2 separate regions of the Mus musculus genome follow, and region 2 is linked to region 1. The links are chromatin loops, found by intact Hi-C in ENCODE. Cell type or tissue: left cerebral cortex. All regions are shown on one strand. Links, peaks and the distances in the headings refer to the core of each region. The heading gives the core; the rest is flanking DNA.

Evidence for each region. Hi-C counts contacts between places; a loop is a spot of excess contacts. Peaks named below come from ENCODE experiments on the same cell type or tissue, not always from the same donor. Only the 100,000 strongest peaks of a DNase experiment are listed, where the experiment ranks them.
Region 2: a loop joins it to region 1, with 6 times the contacts of the local background. A loop is called at or near these places in 6 of 42 quality-filtered maps.

What each region holds. Positions count from the first base shown.
Region 1 is chr2:147,254,537-147,259,920 of GRCm38, reverse strand. The region is part of intron 1 of Nkx2-2os (NK2 homeobox 2, opposite strand); the gene reads right to left. Gm39955 (a long non-coding RNA gene) reads left to right here and starts at 3,065. Exons shown (of 4, transcript XR_866809.2): 1 at 3,065-3,409; 2 at 4,457-4,552. In left cerebral cortex, for the core only: a CTCF peak has its summit at 2,982 (motif pointing right); a DNase peak (open chromatin) is centred at 3,011.
Region 2 is chr2:147,202,134-147,207,517 of GRCm38, reverse strand. The region is part of intron 1 of Nkx2-2os (NK2 homeobox 2, opposite strand); the gene reads right to left. Among named protein-coding and RNA genes, the nearest start is that of 6430503K07Rik, 17 kb to the right of the region's middle. In left cerebral cortex, for the core only: a CTCF peak has its summit at 2,256 (motif pointing left); no DNase peak of the experiment used is centred there.

The DNA of each region.
Region 1 (5,384 bases), core at 207-5,206:
GTGTAAACATAAAACCTATGTTTCATGTACAGCTACCTGGAGCTTGAAGGTAACTTTATATAAGATTTTTAGTTCTGACATGCTCTGGAGATGACCAATCTGTGAGATCAGCGTGGAAATCTCCACTGGGGCTTCATGTCAGGGGCAAAAAGTTTGGAATTTTGGAACATGTAGTCTTTGGATTTTCAATTTAAGGATGCTCTGACTACATAAAATGAAGATTCTAGAAAAACGTCTTCAGTGTGGATATATAACAGGGATCTGTTTCAGTGTTGATTTTCTTTAAGATATGCTGAGATTTAATGATCAAGATTTTAAGAGAAATGAAGAGACACAGGGAGGTGCTTGCTAGTGCAGCCTCTGGATACAAGGCCAGGCATTCATTGTTCATCAGTCAGGTACCATGCTGGGTTGCAGGGCTTTGAGACAGTGAAGTTGCTCAGACAGGGTGCTATCCTCTCCATGGTTGTAAAAGGGGAGATAGAAGAGAGCCTGGCTACCCAATAGACAGGTGCCAACAAGAGGCCCAGGGCACATTTCTGGTTGTTCATGGGACTGAAGGTAGCTTTGTTTCCATTGCTGGGTCTAAGTCAGGCATTCTGAACACAGGAGGGAAAGTCACATAAGTGTCGGCCATATTTGGAAGCATGGCTTCATGTTGGCTGCTTGATGAGTGGGCCACATAAGGAGGTGGGAGAAGATCATGTGGACAACAGGCTGGAAAACAGAGCAGCAGAGATGCCCAAAGGCACACAGCACCCAGGCTCCTGCAGTATTCTCTTCAGCTGGATAATCTTCCTCTGCAGTGGTTCTTATACACTAGTATCCAGGAGAAGACAACACAGCAGAGAAGGAAGATAAAAAATAGACCGTGAGGTTAGCAGCACATATCCAAAATGTGGAGAGCTTGGTGAGGAGGGGACAAGAAAAGTGGAACTACTGCAAAATAGCACCCAAGGAGCCTCAAGCCCACAGCAAGCTGCATCTAGAATTGGTGGAAGAAGCCCCCATCTGGTAGACAGTGCAGCGAGTTAGGCTCCTTGCTAGTATTTAGCTGAAACCATACTACAATAACGTTTTAAAATAACCCTCTAAGATTCCATTTTTGTTTAATTTACATCCTTGGTAAATAACATAATACATGGTGGCTCCAGTCTTAGAGAAGTGAACCATTTTGCACCAGTAGAAACTGCCAAGTCATGTAGAAAGGGACCCTACAACTGAGTTGGAATTCTACTACTGGGGAGCACCTGTACTAGAGATCTGTCTTCTTGTTTGCGCACATATAAATGATCTTGTGTAGAGTCCAAAAGGACCACTGATATTGGGGATCTCCATTAAGAACTGTGTAGCTGGAAGTCAGAAAAGGGGGTGGGGACTTTACTTACATCCGTTCAGTCATTCTCTTTAAATTTTGAGCCACATAAAAGTGTTGTTTTTCCTAATTAAAAATCAAAACAAAAGCTCCAGACTACAGGTAAAAGCAACTCTTCCATTTCCCAACACCCCACCCTCTGGCCAACTTGGTCCTCAGTTCACAAAGCGTCCTGTTTCTATCCCTTCTCATTTTCACAAGACTTTGCATTTCAGCCTTAAGTTCCTGGCTTGAGTGAAAGACAAGTTTGTGCTCTGGAGAAAAACACCTCATACGAACAAAGTCGCACATGCAAGGAGTTCCCATGATGGGCAAATAAGGAAACCAATCCAAATGTCCCCCAGAGGAAGGCAAATCAAATGAATCCGCTGGGTTGTCTTATTCTTATTAATGACTCAAGTCACCTGGGAAGAGGGAACTTCAACTGAGGAATTGCCTCCATCGGATTGGCTGTGGGACTATCTGTGAGGTGTTTTGTTAATTAATGATTAATGTGGGAAGTCCTAACCCACTGGAGGTGGTGCCACCCCTGGGCAGGTGGTCCTGGGTTCTATAGGAAAGCAGGCCAAGCAAGCCATGGAGAGCAAGCCAGTAAGCAGCATTCCTCCATCACCTCTGCTTCAGTTCCTGTCTCCTGGTTCCTGCCTTGAGTTCATGTTTTGGCTTTGTTCAATGATGGATCATAACCTTTAAATCCTAATAAACCCTTTCTTACCCCAAAAGTTATTTCTGTCAGTGTTTGATCACAATAACAGAGAGCAAGCTAGGATACTAACTTATTTCCACTATACCCAACTGAGACGATTGGATTCCTTTTATACACTGAAACCTTGTATCTATTACTATACATAACACATATAAATATGTTACAAATATGAATATATAGTCTATAGAAAATATGCATACTATAAATTAGTCTGATATATCATACTTATAACATTTATAGTTATATAATCAAATCTTATTGCATATGTCAAATATATATTTTATGTAACATTTTAAAAGTACTTTTACATTTGCAAATATTATATGAACATGTATATATATGTATATGTGTATATGTATATGTACACTACTACCAGGCATGATCACACACACACACACACACACACACACACACACACATATATATACCCTTAATCCCAATCCCAGTGCTTGGGAGGCAGAGGCAGGCAGACAATTGAGTTTAAGGCCAGCTTGGTCTATGGGCAAGTTCCAGGCCAACCAGAGCTACATAGAGAGATCCTGTCTCAATATGTATCATACATACATACATACATACATACATACATACATACATACATACATACATACATACAAAAATATCTTTTAAAATGGTTAAATATAAGACATATTTCATATGTATGGATGAAGCATGTATGTGTCTACATATCTACTTTTCTATCTACACATACAGAAATGAATACATATGTAATATATACATTAGTCATTTGTAAATGCATAGAAGACTTGTGGAAGCATCATATAGTCAGGTAGAAAGATAGACAAGAGAGAAGGAAATGTGTAGCAGCTTGACCTCTGAATACTTACTATAGGATAAAAATTGAAGTACTCTCTTGGTGCAGGCACGACAGGCATCTGCCGCTAGAGGGCGCAGGAGATTGACAAATCATTCCCAGGGGCAGATGCTTCTCTGGGGTTTCAAAAGGCCAGTGACTTCTCCCAGCTGGATGTCCAACTCTGGGTTGTGTGGAGGAAGCCTGCAGCACCAGAGGGCCTCTCCAGACTATTGGGAACCTGTGTCACTAATCTGACCTCTGTCCCCGGACCTCATATTCGAGTCTGCAGATGCTGTTCCCATGCAGAACACAGAGGCAGCCGCCTCACAGAGCCTGATTTCAAGAGGACCTCCTGAGAGATTTGTGTGGGCCTTTGTGGGTCCTCAGTGACAACAGAGAAAAGGCTGGGCCTCTGCAACTGGCAGAAAAAGGCTGGATTTCTGAAGAGTCTCAAGTTCATCCTGAAAAGGTAGTCTCTGGTCCCTGGCTCTAGCCCACAACTGTCAGACCTGAGGTATGTCCTGCCTCTACAGACATGTGCTCAATATTCTCCCTAGTCTCTTGTTCTGTTCACTTCTCTTTCTCCTTTGCATTGCAAGGGAAACCTTTTTAAGAACGCAAATAAGTTTATGCTCTACGTTATTCATTTTAAGATAAAACAGCAATTATTGCATAGGTTTGTTTGTTTGTTTGTTGTTGTTGTTGTTGTTGTTATTGTTGTTGTTTGTCTCCTATGTGATTCTGAGCCACGAGTGGTGATATCACCTGTGCTCCAGCTACCCAGAAGACTGAAGCTGGAGATGGCTGGAGCCTGAGTTCAAGGCTAGCTGAAGAGTACAGCAAGTTATACCAAAACAAAACAAAACCATGATATTCTGCTAGCTGGAAATCTGATCGCCATTACTCCTAACAGAATTTCCTGCTAGAGCAGGGATTCTTCATCTGGCCTGGACCAGGTCACTGGGCAAGTTTTAAGCACTGCTACTGCCTGAACCCCATGGACAGAGATTCTGCTGGGAATGGTCTGGGCTGTAGTTGGGGAATTGGGTCCGTTGGTTCTGATGAAGCCAGTGTTGAGAACTGCTCTCTGGTGACCTGTAAAGTGCCCCGTGTTCTGTGGCACTCCCTATAAAGCATAGAATCCGCTCACATCGGAAACCAGCTGCCCCAGAGTCTCCGAGGCCCCGATATCTGTATTCTGTCCCCGGTGGACAACTTCTCAGCAAGTTTAAATGAAGCTTTTAAGAAGCTTCTAAAGTAGACCGACCCAGAAGGCAAGGGTGTAGGGGAAATAACCTTTTCACGACTTCTCCCGGAAACCAAAATTTTAGATTTCTTTAGAGGCGAAAGATTTTCCTGTCTACAAAGTTATTTCTGACTTCTTTCAAAGGCTCCTGTGTTATTATTTTGTTTTTGAGGTAGACTCTCACTCTGTGATCTAGGTTGGCTTTGGATGACTCCTGATTCTCCTGCCTCAGCTTCCCATGGACTGTGACAATAAGATGTTTACCACCAAGCCAGGTTCCCTCCTTGTTTTGTAATTCCTGGGTTTCTCTTCTAGTATTCACTGCCATCGTCCACCTAGCAGAGAGCAGTTGTGAGGGCACCTGTGGAAATCTGAGCGGCAACTGTCCCAGATCGCCAAGCAGAGGCAGAGGTTTGTGGGTTTGCTGCACATCATAACTGCACGTGCATATGGGATAGGGTGGAAGTTTGTTGCATGTACACATTGGACATGCTGAAGTCGGATCATTAGCATTTAGTCATCTTCTATAGTAAGCACACTCAAAATCCCTTCTTCTAACTGCTTTGAGAGATACTGCATGCCGTATAACTGTGTTCCCTTTCCTGTGTCCTGGAACACTGAGACATGCCCCACCCACTGAATGTGTGTCCCTTTCCTGTGTCCTGGAACACTGAGACATGCCCCACCCACTGAACTGTCACACAGAGTGAGTCCTGGGAGCTGTACTTTCATAGGGGCTCTAAATAATAATATTTTCATCTGCTGAAGTTTTAGCATGCTTGATCTCTTACACAAACAAGCACAACTGACTCACAACCTGGATTTTAAAGTCAAATTATTATATAAGATTACATAAGTTCACAAAAGCATATAATATACTTTGAGCATATTCCCTGCCATACTCCACCCACTATCCTTCTCCTTCTCCCCCCCCCGCCCCGCCCACTAATTCCCCAGACAGTTTCATTATCAGTGTCTGATCATCAATACCTATGTGGATTTATGTACCTATGAAATCTTGCATCCACAAAAGAAGAAAGCATGCATTGTTTTTGTTTTGTTTTGTTTTGTTTTGTTTTGTCTTGTTTTTTTACTTGCCAGAGAAGTCTCCCCAGTTAATTTGCAACTCGGTCCCAGCTTTTCATTCTCTTACCAAACAAGCACTAACCTGACAACCTGCAAGGCTCTTCAGCAGAGACACTGGGCTCCAGATAAGCCCATGACAAGAGAGCCTCATGCTGTG
Region 2 (5,384 bases), core at 130-5,129, 52 kb after region 1:
AATTTCAATCATTGGCACCACCAAACTGCATTTCTTTTCTTTAGCACTTAGAGTAGGATAGATAGATAGATCAATAGATAGATAGATAGATAGATAGATAGATAGATAGATAGATAGATAATTATAGGTGTAATTTTATTAGTGTTTATTACAATTACTTATTTTTACATGCGTGTGTTTGGGTACATGCACCATGGTACACATGTGGGGGGTCAGAGGACAACTTTTGGAACTCAGTTCTCTCCTGCTACGGTGTGGGTTCTGGGGATTGAATTCAGATGGTCAGGCTCAGTGGCAAGCACCTTTATTTCATCTGTCTCAAGGGCCTGGTGTGGAGAGCCGTGCCGTGAGCAATCGCCATTATAAGATGGCACTGGCTTCCACTGCGCCTAACTAGTAAACAAGCCTTATGCGCAAGTGCAAGAGTGAATTCACGCCCAGTCACTGCCCATCTTGGGGCATAGTAATGGGGTGATGGGCGAGCAACTAATCAGGTGCTGAAACGTCACGCTGCGGGCTATATAAGCAGCGCCATTTTCTGGGTTCTGGGTCTTCCTGAGAAGTAAGCAATAAAAGCTTTGCCCTAGAAGGATCCGGTTGTCCGAGTGAATTCTTGCCGGTGAGATACTAGCTTGGGCGAGAGCCTGGCAATTCATAATTTTACCCTTGAAAACACCAGCTAGGGGCTGTCCAGCCTGGCAGTTTAAGTTCAACTGTCAGAACCCACATAAGGAAAGAATGAGTTCCACACATACACCGTAATATGTGTGCATACGTGAACACATGCACATGCTAAGTAATACAAATAGATATTACAAAAGATATTACCAAAATGAAATAAAGTAAACATTCAATCCAAAATTCCACTGTGCGTCTATGTAATCATATGCTGTGAGCATGGGTAACCATGAACACTCACTCGCTAATGATACAGCATTTATGGGCTCCCCAGTGTGGGTGCTAGGAACTGAACTTGGGTCCTCTGGAAAAGTAGCAAGCTCTCATAACTACTAAACCATGATTTTAGCCCCTTATTTGTGGTCATGATTGACAAAAAAAATTCAAGATGCTGAACATTTAAAACCAGTTTATACTCATAAGCTTCAGAAAGATACAAGGATGATATTTAATTTTTACTTATCAATGTTTTGTTTTTGAGATGGGATTGCCTTACGTTGCCCAGGCTAGCCATAACTTGGAGTCCTCTCTCTTCACTCTCCTGAGTAACTGGGAAACCCAGTTACTGACAATAACTAGATTTTAAAAGACTAGTCAAATGAGGCACAGATGCCTGTAATCAAGCCTAAGACTTAGAAGGCAGAGGCAGGAAGATCAGAAGTTCAAGGCCAACTTCTCTTGAAGCCCATCTGCAAAAGAAAGAAAAACAGAGATGAGGAAAGAAAAGAAAGGGACTGGGAATATTGTTCCCTTGGGAGCACACATTCCTAGCATACACAAGGCCATGGGTTCAATTCTCAGCACTGCACAAACCAGGCACAGTAGCTCATGCCTGTAATCCTAGCACTCAGAATCTAGAAGAAAAGAATGAGTCAAGCAACCCCCAAACAAGTTTCCTTTCCTTCTAACCTCACCGGAAGGAGCAAGTGAGTCCTATTCTCTTCCTGCTTAAACTTATTTAAAATCAACACTCAAAAATTATTAGTTATCCTACCCTACCCACCACCACAAAAACAAACAAACAAACAAAAAAACACCCACCAAGAAAAAGGGAAGGTAAATATATTTAAGTATGACGGGCATCTTCAAAAGTTCAAGATAGAGTCATGTAGCACCATTCTTCTTAGTACAAGTAAAACAAACTCTCCTGTTCAATTAAGGACCAGAACATGAGTCTATCAGTAGTGATAGATGCTGCATTCACAAAAACCAGCAGCTTTCTTGTTCCCTCCAGCACACCATATGTAACCACTTCTGGGAGTCTAAGTAGAAGAATTCTAGATACTGGTGTATGTCATGCTCTTGTTGTACATAGGACTCATCTGTTCTTGGCCACAAGGGCCTGCAGGAAGTCAGTGACTGTCACAAGACTGCTTCCATGTGAAAACCATGGTCCTGCACCTAAATGACCTCTTGATTCCACAGACTTGGGCCAAGAGAAGAGGTGTGTTCAACATCTGGCTGCAAACAACGCTGAGGCTCAGACAATGAAGTGGTATTTCCCCCAGGATGGAAAGCCGTGCTCTGGAGAATAAACAAACTTCTGAATGCTATCTGTAACAGCTCCATCTGCTGGTTCCCAGATAATGTTACAGATCTGACAGGTGGCCATCGATCATATTGATCCAATAATAAACACTGCATTATAATGGGAGTTCTGTCGTTTTTTTCTTCTCAATTCAGCCAGAACTGTGCCTGGGCCAGACACCAGCCAGCATACACAAACAGTGACTGGAGATGCCAAAATAGAAAAGAAGGGCTGCCTTGGGGGATGGTCTAGATAAATATAGAACTCTCCAGAATAAACGGCACCATAAAGGGACAGTGAGGCCCCTTCTGTCTCTCTTTGTGGCATTAGACAATAGTCCTTCCTCTTCTGTCCCTCAGGTTTTCCTCCCACAAGATGAGAATAATGACACTTGTAACTCGGGTCCAAGTGATGTTAAGAGGATTACTGTAATGAGCCCTTGCTTGGAATGCTATGAGCTCCTGAAAGCCACGAGCCTATGAAGACGAAGACAGAAGCATTGTAATTACATCTCAATGCTCAAATGGAAGTTATTAGTGAGCCAAAAATCTTCCATTAATTCAGTGAAAATTATATATCTATCAGAGACATGTAGTTCTGTGGTGAGATATCAAAGGAAGGGGTGCCAAAGAGAAGAGACGGTGAACACAGTGCGGGCAGAGCTCTAAGAGACCAGGTTCACAGCAGTTTTCTTAGAGGGAGCATAGGACCAGCTACTTTTCTCTTTTCTCCAAGCTGTTGCTACACACATGCCCATTTTTCTAATGGAATTTGTCCAACTCTGCTGTCTTGTCAGTTTAACTGATACCCACGAAAAATGATCTTACAGAGAGAAAGTTTTAGAAGTCTCCAACTGTGGTCACACAGATGGACCCATTTCTGGGCAGGATGCTGGGTGGCCGTGCTGGAAACAGAGGTCAACTGCTCACCTCATGGCTGTGAAGTAAATGGAAGCAAGATGGAAGAAGAGGAAGGAGCTGTGTTCCCACAATCCCCTTCGAGGGCACACTCCAATGACCTGAAGACCTCTCCATAGGCCCTGCCTCTTTTTTTCTATCTCATTCGATCTTCTTGTTCTTGTTATTTTGCTCAGCACATAGAATGAGTTTTGTTGTAATGTTTTCATATATATTATTACACTTTGTTCTTCTGCTGCTCTTTTCTCACCACCCCACCTCTCCCCATCTCCTCGGTCCCCTTCTCCCTCCCAAGCAATCCCCCTGCTTTCATAAGACACATATTCCATATCCACCCACTGTTATCCCTCACATCTCCCTTCAAATGTTTTCTTCCCCTCTTGAAGTCCCATGTTTAACTTTCAGGGGGTGGGGAACAGAAGTCAGCATCATATGTCTTCACATATAAGAAAAAAATATGTGATTTTTTTTTCTTTCTGAACTTGGCCTATTTGATAACATGATTTCTAGTTCCATCCATTTTTTTCATATGTCAAAACTTCACTCATCTCTACAAATGAATGAAAGCCTGTTCTGTATATACACCACATGGTCTTTATCCATCCAGTTCTTGTTGGAAATCTAGGCTACAATCCATAGTTCTGCTACTATGACTAGTAAGCTATAAGCTTATTTTGTAAGTGTCTCTGTGGTATACTGATGTCAAATACTTAGGGTACATTCCAGAAGTGTAGTTGCTATTAGTATTAGTTGTTTGTTTTGTTTTGTTTTGTTTTGTTTTGTTTTGTTTTGAGGAGCCACCATACTGAGTCCCATAGTGCAAGCCCCATTACCTAAAAGATACAATTCTCAATGGTGCCACTACAGGAATCACACCTGAACATGTACGGACAATGAAGATCCAAAGCAGGTCAAGCATGGTGATGCACATCTGTAATCCCAGCACTTGGGAAGCTGAGATAAGAAGATGGTGAATTCAAGACTACCCTAGACTACATAATGCGATGCTGTCTCAAAAAGGCACACTCTAAAAAAAAAAAAAGAAAGAAAATTCAAATCAGGGGTTCTCAATCTGCAGATCATGATAATTTTGTGGTTGGGGGGTCACCACAACATAAGATATTAAAGCATCACAGCATTAGGAAGGTTGAAAATCACTGATCCAAACAATAGCAATATTACTGTCGTAGTTAGGGTTTCCATTGCTGAGGAGAGACACCATGACCAAGGCAACTCTTACAAAGGGCAACATTTAATTGGGGCTGACTTAAAAGTTCAAAGGTTCAGTCCATTATCATCATGGCAGGAAGCACAGCAGTGTCCAGGCAGACATGATGTTGGAGAAGGAGCCAAGAGTTCTACATCTTGATCTGAAGGCAGCCAGGAAGAAGACTGTCTTCCAGGAAGCTAGAAAGAGGGTCTCCAAGTCTACCCTCACAGTGACATACTCCCTCAGACAAAGCCCCACCTACTCCAACAAGGCTATACTTTCTAATAGTGCCACTTCCTGGGCCAAGCACATTCAAACCACCACAATTACTATTCAAACCATTTTATTCACTTAAAAGTTGCAGCTTTCTAAATGCATATGAAATACTGCACAGCCAAACCCAAAGCATGTACACTCAGAGGCCAGCACTGACACTGGACTAAATATGGCATTGGGTCTTTAAGCCCTCCATGATCTTTAACATTCTCATCGCATCCAAAACACTGATCTTTAGGATGCAACCTTATTTGGAGATATTTACAGAGCTTAACAAGTAGACAGGTGGTCACTGGGATGTTACCAAATTGAGTATGATGGATATCTTCACTCTTAAAAGCAGAAGGGCTAGGTTGAAGCTGACCTATAATGCTAAAGCTCCTGGCTAGCATGCACAAGGCACTGGATTTAATCACCAACACTGAGCGATCTCCATCCACAGGGTCTGGGGACAGAGACATTGCAGATATACACAAGTGGAAGAGCCATGGGAAGAACACAGTCATCTCTAAGCTAAAAACGGAATCCTGATACAGACTCTTCTCTGCTAGCATGTGGGTTTGGGACTATAAATGATTGTTTAAGCCACTCAATTTATGGTACATATTACTCAGTTCTAGCAAACTCATACACCAAGTAAACACAGAGCCTAAGTAAAAATAATTTCTGAAGCTAATGACTGGGTAATTTTTTTCAAGAAACAAGACCAAAGACACTGTAGTTCCTCTACAACAGGCCAAATGAACTGGTTCTTCTTCTGCGTAGTCCTTACCAT